2 separate regions of the Homo sapiens genome follow, and region 2 is linked to region 1. A link is a loop called in an ENCODE intact Hi-C map of the cell type or tissue named here. Cell type or tissue: heart left ventricle. All regions are shown on one strand. Links, peaks and the distances in the headings refer to the core of each region. The heading gives the core; the rest is flanking DNA. Region 1 overlaps GPR158 (G protein-coupled receptor 158). Region 2 overlaps GPR158 (G protein-coupled receptor 158).

Region 1 (2,923 bases), core at 179-2,678:
TTGTTTCTGCAGCTTAGCTTAGTTGAATGTTGACTAATAACTATCTTCAAATATACATTTCTTAAAATTATTGAGATAAATTATCATTTATCACCCTAAAAGTCCTAAAATTTATTCTCTAATTTTAAACATGTAATTCTTGATGGGTTTTGTATTATAAAAATACTTATTTTAGAAAAATTAGGAATTGAAATTAATTATGAGCATGGTAAAAAATACCCATAGTTCTATTTCTTATAATTGTTAACAATTTAGCAATTATCTTGTTTACTTAAATGTATATCTGTTCTTTATATCACTGAAGAACATTTTACTTAGCTATTTAGCTTATCATTATATGGATAGGTCAAAAATGCATTTGTCACATTCTCAATTGATAGACATGTGGTTTCCTATATTTGTCATTATAGTTATTGCTATGAAGAACATCCTTGTCTTGGTCTGTTTGTGTTGCCATAAAGGAATACCTGAGGCTGGGTAATTTATAAAGAAAAGAGGTGTATTTGGCTCATGGTTCTGCAGGCTGTACAAGGAGCTTGGTGCCATCATCTGTTTCTGGTGGAGGTTTCAGGCTGCTTCCACTCATGGTGGAAGGCGAAGGGGAGCCAGCTTGTGTAGATCACATGGTGAGAGAGGAAGAAAGAGAGAGCAAGAAGATGCCAGATTCTTTTCAACAACCAGCTCTTGGGGAACTAAGAGTGAGAACTCACTCCTGCAAGAATAGGATCAAGCAATTCATTAAGGATCCACCTGCATAACCCAAACACCTCCCACCAGGCCCTGCCTCTGCCAACCCTTGAGTCAGAAACACTATTCAAATAGAAAACAGGCTGGTGAATTTCTTCCATGAGAAACAATCCCTTGCTTACAGACTTTCCCCCACCATCTCTAGCTTCTTCAGTGGCACTTTTTTTTTCTTTTTCTTTTTTTTTGTCACAAGCTGCTTGGGACTTTTCCATGTTAAGATGCACTGATTGTCCACTGTATGTTCCAATTAGTGAAAGAGCTGTTCTTCCTACTGCATTCATTTTCATCCCTTAGTCTTCAACACTACCTTGAAAAGAAAAATGTTTTCATGTTTGTACTCTAAGCTCTTTATGCTCTGGATCAAAACATTACAGAATTTTTGACTGTTATATCTGCATGTGGAGAAGGCTTATGGAACATTTAATGTGAACGTGGTCCATGCACAAAAAAAGACTAGAGCAATGAATAAACCAAGACAATTTGCATGAAGGGATAAAAATGAAAACACATAGTGAACTCATTTCACTGGTCTTACAACAAGTGATAAACAATTCAAGCTATCCAATCAATAAAAAATGATCTTTTTCTATTTTGATACTAATTATATGTATTTTAATATTTTAATATTAATATATAATTGATATATAAACAAATATTAATATATTAATATATAATATATTTCAATATCCAATTTTTGGATAAGAGACTGCCTAAATTTCCCTTTTCAATATTTGAAAATGATTTATCAAGTTTGAATAAAAATTAGCATTTACAAAGAGTAAAACCAACAATGACTGCAAAAACCCTCACATACAGAATTGCAATTTAAGAGAAAACCACATTTTCTAGTAGGTTTTTTAAAAGTTACTGACATATAGGCCTTTCACGAGAAGAGAGTTTTGGGGGTGTGTTTATAGTTGAGTCATGAGTGCCTTTGTTCAGGCAGCACTGAAGAGCTAGACTTTGAGAGGTTCCCTAGCATGGGGCCTGCTTCAACACAATTGCAGCAAATGCCCTGTGTTCTGCCTTTGTCCTCTCTGGTCTGACTTCAGCATTACTCACGCAATTCCTCTCCCTTTCGCATAACCCAGTGTCATTCTATTCCAGCCAAGTTTATCTCTGCACCACTCAGATAAGCCCCATGCTGCTCTTTGTAAATGTCACTCTTAGAAGAAGATAGGATGTTTTCTGAAAGAGTTCTTTTTTAAAGCGTTCACTGACTGAATCCATTCTGAAGGATAGTTTGGGTAGAGGGCTTTCTAAAAAAAAATGTTTCATTTTTTAGCCTTTTAGGAGAGCATCTGGAGACAGGTACCCCATTACTCAGGAAACTCCCTAGACTTTTTAGATGGATAAACAGAGCAGAAATAAAATATGTCTAAATTATGTTCTTACACTATCTGATTCAGGCAGTCAAGTTTCTTAGTGACTCATCTGTTACAAATTTTTAGTATCTGTGTTGAGAAATTAAGCAAACAAAGTTAACCATATAGATTAGTAAATTAAGTGTCTATAGTAAAATATCATTTGAATCTCAAGGCTGTGAAAGTGTATATTTTGTGACAGCTTAGTCAGATCCAGATTGTTTAATTAGACTTAACAAAACAGATGACCTTTCTGCTTTATTTACAAAAAGTAGTTGAGGTGATTTTGTAGTTATTTGCTTATTGCGCTAAAGCTTTTCCTTATGGCTGCTTAGGGTGTTTAAATCAATAATAAATGACTCCCTGTAAGATTTAAGTCATTTCAAAAATGTAACACAAAAGCAAGTATCATCTGATTTCTACAGTATATTAGAGCTGAAACAATTTCATCCATAATAAAGTCACAAAAGTGTTGCATACTAGAGAGGAGGGTTGACTTCTGCATTTCTCAATAGTCCTGGTACTAATTTGAGGAAAAAAGAGAGGGAGAGGAAAGCCAAGAATAAAATCTAACATGATACCTGAGGTTGGGGGGAAAGAATCTTTGGTATGTGTAATAGTATTGCTAAATAATATTGTTTTGGATAGCATAAATCAATATGCAAAGAGAATTTACCAATCTATATTATGAGTTAAACACTTGTTCACTAGTATCTTAATGGATATTAATTTTTCATGTTTTTATCATAAAATTTTATTATGTTTTATTAAGAAGTTTATTCAGTGTAAAGCTATATGAAGAAAAAAGTAAA
Region 2 (2,923 bases), core at 282-2,781, 52 kb before region 1:
AGTGTATGTCCTCTATGCATTTTGAAGCTTCCTATTATTTTCCTAATATTCCTATAATTTTTTGTAGCAGTGTTCCTCAAACGAGAGGTTAGGAGCCATCCTTGAGGATGCAGAGCTAATTTATACCCTCCACTCCTTGGATATTTTTAGTCTTTACCTTGAAACATGTGGAAAGCTTGTCAAACTCAGTGCAAAATCCTATTGGAATTTTGATTGGTATTGCATTTAATAGTGCAAAGAACAATTGTCTACAATTGTGTCTACAAAATTTTTTGTTCTTTGGCATTCTCTCTTCACCCAGTTAAAATCACGGGTCTCTAAGGCTACAGGAAGGCAACCACAGCGAGGAGCTGCACGTTTTCTCTTTCCGTTGAATATTTTTAGAAATGAGCTTTCATGAAATCAGAGCTCCATCTTATCTTCCCCTTTCATGTCCATAAAAAAATCATGTTCTCCTCCACACACCTGTAATTATATAACCTGGCTTCCTGAAGGTAAAGGTGAACCTGTTGGTAGGTTTTATTGTTAGTAATGTTTAGAAGTGATAGATTTCCCCTGGGATTTCACTTTAATTTTAGATCTGAACTCTTCCTCCAGATTACCTCTCTCGTCTCTCTTACCATACACAGATCTTAGAAAAGGAATGGAATGAATAGTGGCTCAGTACAGGGGCCTGGGCCACTGACTTCAGACTGAGCCGAGCTCTACTTAGCCTTGAGGGGTGGATAGGGCTGTTTTGAAAAGACACTGTTGATCATGCCTTGAGCTGGGATCCTTTAGGGTAGCCAGTAAAAGAGAAAAAAGGCCACTCAACACCCCCATTGATTGCTGCTTAATGTTTGTAGAAACAAAACATTGGTTTCCATTTTCCCCTTCAATTTTCCATAATAGCACCCTTCTAATGGTGCCTAAGAAATACATCTGACAGGGAGATACTTGTTGCATTTGGAAAAAGGCGGAGTTAACATGAGAAAGTTTAAGTTCAACAGAAATAACGTTCTTACTGACTTTTAAAATCTTGCTTTGCAAAGTCTCTGAGACTAAATAATCTCTTTAATGCTAATTATTAATCGCAAAGTGAAATCTCTTATTTATAAAGGTACTAGATAAGTGCAGGATTTTTGAGAAATTAAAATGTATTTAAAGTTTGTCTGCTGATTCATTTAACTTTCCAGTTTATTTTATTTCTCCATAAAGCATTCCTAAATGTAAGTATAGTACTGTTTTATAATACTGCTGAGGGCTCTTAAGGGGTATATGTTATTTTCTCTTTCAGAATATAATATTCAGATAGGATCATCTTTGACATTTCAGTAATACAGTCAATTTTTAGCTCTAGGACCCAAATTTAAAATAGATTAGAGGTAGGACTCATAGTCTCATTTCTAAAATATTTGGCCTTGTATTCCTTATGAAAAATAAAAAGGATAGGGAAGCAACGTGCATAATAATAGCAGAGAAGTTTAAAACATAAAAAAGGCTATAACCCTTGTGGGCCTATGGCAGTAGAAATTTCATACATAATTACTATGGGGGTTATGAGCATCCATATTTATTGTTTATTTACCTTCTGTTTTTGAGCTTCAGGACTCTCTTTATCCATAGAATTTTCTCTTCCTATTAACTCTTCTTATTAACTCAGAATCACAGAAGTCATGGTTCTGGTGCTCTGTCTGGCTACCTGCTTCTATTTAAAGGTAGCTCTATACCCAAATTCAGTTAGCAATTAGCAAAACGTGTACTGGCCATGCCAAGATAACCAGTTTTCCTTTTCCTGGCTCTTGTCTTTTGGAGTTTGCCCTTTCTGCTTTGTAATTCATTCCATGTTCTTCACCCTTCAACTGCTAGACTCTGGCTGTCCTATTTAGTCACTATTATTAGACACTCACTGTTGGCAGGTGACTGCTCTTTCCAATGAAGTCTCATGTGCTTGGGTTGGGTGGCTGTCATTTAAATCTATTATGCAATCAATTTCAAAATCTCTTGTGCAGCCTTTTGAAATTAGGCTGAGCAGACTCCTTCTCAGACCTTAAGAAGAAGAGTTTCTTGCAATAGGGTCTCCAAGAATGTAACTTTAAAAAATCATCATAGCTGTTTGTGGTATACCTCCAAGATTGGGAATCATTGACTTATAACCTTGAAAATTATTTTTTATATCCTGAAACCTAATATCATTTTTGCTCAACTGAGTACCAGAAATGAGACTTTTCTTTGTTAATCTTGTGTTTGTCACAATCACATAGACACTACAACTTTAAAATATCATGGTTAATCTCTCTTTTTGGCTTTCCTTAGTCAGGGAGAAATGAAACCAAGTGAAGATGTGTTCCTTGAGGGCAGTGAATTTCAGAGACAATGGAACGTGAATGGAGAGTTTAAGGGCGTTTGAAACTATTCAGGATTCTCCCAGTGAAATTAAATTCCTTGAGCTGTTTGTCTCAGACCATGAAGGAGCTAGAAGGACATTTTATTTTAAAATGTCTGTGAATGTAGAGAGGGCACAACTGTGAAAGCTGATTCTAAAAGAAATCAAATGTGAAGGAAAGCCCTTGATTAAACTACTCTGGGTGTTTAGCAGCGTGAAGTGACTGAGAGATGATAAAAGCTACAAGAACAGAAAGGAGTTTTAAGGTTTTTTTATTTTTTTTCATTGACACAAATAAGCAAACTGAGACATGCTTGCCTGAAACTAAATGAGCAGTTAAACACAGCAACAAATAAACCAACATCGCAGAAAGCAAACACGAGTGGCTCACCAGTGAGATAAATATGGGAAATAAGCTAAAAGATATAACTACATAAGACAGATGTAACAAAGACAGCAGATGAGAATCACATATAAATAACAGGAGCAGCTGCAGTTCAGTTGAACCCAGAACCCTCTCTTCTCCCATTATCTCTGTCTGGGCAATCTCAGACATTT

The links. Hi-C counts contacts between places; a loop is a spot of excess contacts. Peaks named below come from ENCODE experiments on the same cell type or tissue, not always from the same donor. Only the 100,000 strongest peaks of a DNase experiment are listed, where the experiment ranks them.
Region 2: it touches region 1 in a loop (8-fold over the local background); 5 of 110 quality-filtered maps call a loop at or near these places.

What each region holds. Positions count from the first base shown.
Region 1 is chr10:25,491,491-25,494,413 of GRCh38, forward strand. The region is part of intron 5 of GPR158 (G protein-coupled receptor 158); the gene reads left to right. Among named protein-coding and RNA genes, the nearest start is that of LINC00836, 160 kb to the right of the region's middle. In heart left ventricle, for the core only: no CTCF peak of the experiment used is centred there; no DNase peak of the experiment used is centred there.
Region 2 is chr10:25,439,577-25,442,499 of GRCh38, forward strand. All of the region lies in intron 4 of GPR158 (G protein-coupled receptor 158), which reads left to right. Among named protein-coding and RNA genes, the nearest start is that of LINC00836, 210 kb to the right of the region's middle. In heart left ventricle, for the core only: no CTCF peak of the experiment used is centred there; no DNase peak of the experiment used is centred there; H3K4me3 peaks cover 643 bases; H3K27ac peaks cover 591 bases.